Regions from separate parts of the Homo sapiens genome. Here region 1 is linked to region 2. A link is an interaction called in ENCODE POLR2A ChIA-PET data of the cell type or tissue named here. Cell type or tissue: A673. All regions are shown on one strand.

Region 1 (2,500 bases), 1.2 Mb after region 2:
TGTCACTTCTTCTCACAAAATAACAAGTTCTATTCATAGAGGTTTCTTTGTTTTGTTTTGTTTTGTTTTTTGGAGATGGGGTTTTGCTCTTGTTGCCCGGGCTGGAGTGCAATTGCGCAATCTCAGCTCACTGCAACCTCCGCCTCTTGGGTTCAGATGATTCTCCTGTCTCAGCCTCCTAAGTATCTGGGATTACAGGCATGTGCCACCACATCTGCCTAATTTTTTGTATTTAGCAGAGACAGGGTTTCACCATGTTGGCCAGGCTGGTCTCAAACTCCTGACCTCAGGTGATCCACCCACCTCGGCCTCCCAAATTACTGGGATTACAGGCTTGAGCCACTGTGCCTGGCCCTCATAGAGGTTTTGTTGTAGATAAACAACTACACAGGATGTGCACGTGTGTGTGTGCGTGTATGTATATATATATGTACAGTATATATACAGTGTATATGGTTAGCAAATCAGGAGGTTTCAGGGATCACATCCTTTCAAGTCTGCACAATGCCCAGCGCAGAGCCATGCACACGTGCCACTTCACTGATGGTGATGGCGGTGACAGGGATGCGGTTGAGCACGCAGCCGAGGACAGAGCAGTGCCGGAAAAGCCTCCCCTTCCCCTGGCCCCTGTGCCACTCCTGAGAGCACCCCCTGCTGCTCCTGGATCTCTCATGATTTTCTCCTCTGCCCCGCTAGGGTGTTGTGCCCAACATACCTTTTCTAAAAGCTCCTGGTTTCTCTTAATGAAAAGTTGTTTATCTTCTACCCAGTGTGAATCCTGTTTGACAAAGAATATCGCGCAGTCAGCATTTCAGAGTGGCACGAAAGAGCCTGTGTTGTCAAACCACTTTGCCAGAGCTGCCTTCTCCCCACCCTGTTTGTTTGCCTGCCAAAGACTGGTAAGTAGCACCCACCCCTGCCAGCTCCTTCAAAGAAATTGGGGCCAAAGTTGCCGGGAAAATTTAACCCCCTTTTCATCATCACTCCCTATTTCTACCTTTTCCAGTTTGAATAATCCAGGACCAGCCTTCTGGGGACTCAGAAGTGACCACACAGGCAAAAAGTGAAAAGGGTCAGAATGCACACAGGCTAGATACATATGGATGGAAAACATTAAAATGCAGAACCATAAATGTAGCATAGAGGCAAAGAACGCAGCTGGAGGGGTGGGTCTTGGTCTTAGCAGCTTATGACAACTCTAGGCTATTTGTACAGGGTTCCTCTTCCTCTGGCATTCTCTCTCTTGCCCAAGCTCATTCACTGTTGTGGCTGGGTTCATACTCTGGCCAGAAAAACACCAGAGACAGAAGTACAGAGTTGAACATTCTAACGCAGTTCGAGAAAGATCACTGTGGAGAGCCAAGCTGTGTCCTGGGTGCGGCCCATGCACAGGTGAGCTACAGGAAGGTCAGATTGAATTGTCTGCATCTGCAGAAGAGCTAGCAACCAAATGCCTACCTGCCCTTTCTGAGCCAGAGTCGCTTCCAGGTCTTCAATTTTGGCTTTATACCTTAGCACCTCTGCTTGGAGCTGTTCTTGAGCCTGGTGAAACCAAAATTCCAGAACTCAGCAAGTAAAATGGTTATTCAATACCTTTCTTGACTAGAACTCAACAAGTAAGAGAGAGAGAGAGGAAAAAAAGAAGAATTTTCTATGACAAAAGAATCTTTCTGATCTAAATTCTTGTTTAAAACTCCCTGTAGCATTCTTTATTTTCAGGTTAGTATTCAAACTCGTTAGCTTGGCATTCGAGAACTCCCATTATATTTCCAATCTTTTCCTACTACTCATCAGCCTAGAGCCAAACCCTCACCTGCTGGCATAATTCTTGTTTCCTAAATATGCCTTGTAACTCTCCACTCTTCTCTTTATTTGAATGATTTCTCTTTCATGAAAGCCTTGTTCCATTTTGCCTCCCCAAATTCTTTTGATTTTTTTTTTTTTTTTTTTTGAGACAGAGTCTCACTCTGTTGCCCAGGCTGGAATGCAGTGGCACAATCTCAGCTTACTGCAACCTCCGCCTCCTGGGTTCAAGCAATTCTCCCGCTTCAGCCTCCCAAATAGCTTGGATTACAGGCACCGGCCACCACGCCCAGCTAATTTTTGTATTTTTAGTAGAGATGGGGTTTCACCGTGTTGGCCTGGCTGGTCTCGAACTCCTGACCTCAGATGATCCACCCGTCTCCGCCTCCCAAAGTGCACCCGGCCTTTCCATTCTTTCAGAGCAAACTTTGTGCCTAAATTTAAGTCCCTAAATCAATTTCTCTCTGTCTTTCTCTTTATATATCATATTTTGTGTGTCTGTGTGTGTAAGTAGTTTTGAATACTAATCTTGTATGGAGCAACTTTGTTGTCCTATGTGATTTAGCTTAGTAATTTGTTTCCTGCCTGTAAACCCATTTTTTTGTTGTTGTTTTACAATCTGGATAGGTTTTTTAGTACAAAGTTGAATAAAAACAGCGATGAAAGATATCCTTATTCATTGTGAGGAGAATAATTC
Region 2 (2,500 bases):
GTGGGTGGACTACATGGGTATTTATCATGAAGGAAACGGAGTAGGGTTTAAGCAGGTTCACAGGTAAGGAAAGGATTTTCAGGTAGGAGAAGCAACATGAATAAAGGTCAGGAAAATGATAAATGTAGTTTATGGGTTTTTAGGAAACTTCTGAGGTGAGAGGGTGTTTTTTTTGAAGGGTCTTAAGAACTAGGCAAATAGGTGAGACAGGCACTGGGGGCCTGTATAAATGCAGTATTTTGGAGGATTTTTTTTGGTGTTGGTTTTTTGGGTGGTGATGAAATAAGGGAGGTTTATTAGGAGCTTCTCAGTAATCTCTTTTAGAATAGTTTCTAGACTGGGATGCGAGTAGGTGAATTGAGGAGTTGCCATAGAAGGGAGCAGTCAGAAAGGCAGGAGAATTTTCAGGTGTAAACTCACAGAGGCCCAAAGAGTAGATCTTTTCTGAAAAGGTGAGAGTCGATTAATAGCAGATTTCAGAGATTAAGAGAGGGACACAGCTATTAATTTGCTTAAAAGATTGTTATTAATGTGACAATATTGCTTTCTTTTTGGGGGGTTTCTTTCTTTTTTTCTTTTTTCTTTTTTTTTTTGTATCAATATATGGATGTTGCTCCTTACTCTGCAGGTTGAGACTAAGCCCGAAAGTACTTAAATAATGATTTTTTTATTTGATTATTTGTTATGGCACTTGTCTCAAGATACACAGCTGTCCCTACAGTGTGATTATAATTTGTATTATTTTACTACCAGGATAATTGATAAGAATAAAGAAAAAATGTGGGGTTTTTTTGTGATTACTTCAGGGACTTGGGAATTATTAGTGTGTAAGAAATACGTATAAGAGAGAAATTAATTCACATTGGCTTCAAATTTGAATTTATTTTATTGATAAAAAGCAACTGAAGCAGTCAAGTAAGGTACATATAATATGGGGATAGCCTTTAAAGATCCTCTTAATGGTTTTTAGACATTTTGTAGCGGGGGAATGTACTGAACAGGAAAATATGAATAGTGTTTTACAAATCTGTTTGCTTTTGTAGTGAAGGTGAATTTTGATATGAAAGTATAACAGTCATACTAGCTAGTCTGTTAAGGGTTGTTACCTTTTTATAGGTTTAGTGCTTCCCAAACCTCTGTGGCAAGGCAGGAGACTACCAGTTTTTATGGGAGACCTGTGGTAGTAATGGGAGAAGGGGATTAATAAAAGCAATGTAGTTTTATGTGGAGGCTCTGTGTTGCTTACATTTTCTTTCCTGCGTTCTTAGAAAGGAGAAATAGTAGTGCTTCGTTTTGTTTTAGGAAAGGTGATGAGCTAGATAATTTAACCATACTATATATAGTCCATGTCTGTTTTCAGAGTAGTGTGTCAGTAAGCTCATAGCTGTCTTGTGTCCTGTTTGTCAGTTTTGCTTTACTCTTCAGTGATTGGGAGGACTTTATTCCCAGAAATATAATATAGCAAAATCATATTCTTTTTACTGCTTTTAAACATCAATTTTGATGTTGTCTACGTATTCCAGTGTGTGTTTTTATTTTACTTGATTTAGTATCATAAAGTGTTGTCTTACTGCAATCTTAATATTTCTCCATCTATTATATATAGTCACTTGTCTTTTTTAGTTAAGATCTGAGGCTGGGTTAGTATATTTTGAGGCCTAGTGCTTCACTAGCTACTTTAGCAAATGAAGTTAGTGGGAATTTACCCACTGAAGTCTTAGATACCATTCTCCCAGTTTCCCATTATTTTATTGCTTTTGTTCTTTTCCTGTCGTGACTCATGGCTGCTAATCAAATTCAGAAAATGCTGTGCTGGAAAGTAAGAGGAATGGGTTGTAAATATTTTTTGTCATCTCCATTGGTGTTCTTTTCCACTTGAAATTTGATGCCCTTATTTATTTTCCTGACTATAGTACTTTGGATCACAATTTTAGCAATTATCTGAATACTATAATAATATTTAAATTTTAATTTTCTGAGCTACAGTATAGATCTGTGGGGTAAATGGGACTAAAAATTAAGAATATATTTTAATCCCAGTTGAGCATAAACTCATTTTGTGCAAGTTTGTGAAAAATGATGAAGAAATCCTACTTCTCAGGGAAGTTGGGAACAATGACCAGATACATTTTCAGCCAGTATAGTAGATTACAAATGCTAAATGGTATATGTATGGGACTGGGCAAATGTTGCATGTACTTTGTATTTTTCACACTGTTATAAAATTATATTAATATGATACTGTACCCTAAGGCTAGGTCTATGCTAGACCAACAATTCATTCCTGGGCCCCTGAAGATACTTGTTTGGCCCTGCTGTCTATTTAGCCAAGGTGAGTCCCTCATTAACAAGTACGAAATTGCTCACATCTTCCCAGCCTAAGTGAGTTTTTCATTATTAGAAGCTAGAAAAAGATACTGACAGATTTTGTTGTCAGTTGGATTATTGGGTGATTTGTATTAAATAGTGTGCTTTTGTTTAGAACAAAGTTGGCATAAAG

What was found. ChIA-PET counts read pairs that join two places held together with the same protein. Peaks named below come from ENCODE experiments on the same cell type or tissue, not always from the same donor. Only the 100,000 strongest peaks of a DNase experiment are listed, where the experiment ranks them.
Region 1: POLR2A ChIA-PET joins it to region 2 with 9 read pairs; 1 of 35 experiments calls an interaction of 5 or more read pairs at or near these places.

Annotation. Positions count from the first base shown.
Region 1 is chr5:147,635,507-147,638,006 of GRCh38, forward strand. It overlaps JAKMIP2 (janus kinase and microtubule interacting protein 2), which reads right to left. Exons shown (of 22, transcript NM_001270941.2): 11 at 1,459-1,542; 12 at 716-778. All of the region lies in intron 3 of JAKMIP2-AS1 (JAKMIP2 antisense RNA 1), which reads left to right. Among named protein-coding and RNA genes, the nearest start is that of JAKMIP2-AS1, 77 kb to the left of the region's middle. In A673, no CTCF peak of the experiment used is centred here; no DNase peak of the experiment used is centred here; H3K27ac peaks cover 510 bases.
Region 2 is chr5:146,459,765-146,462,264 of GRCh38, forward strand. The region is part of intron 4 of TCERG1 (transcription elongation regulator 1); the gene reads left to right. Among named protein-coding and RNA genes, the nearest start is that of TCERG1, 14 kb to the left of the region's middle. In A673, no CTCF peak of the experiment used is centred here; no DNase peak of the experiment used is centred here; H3K27ac peaks cover 873 bases.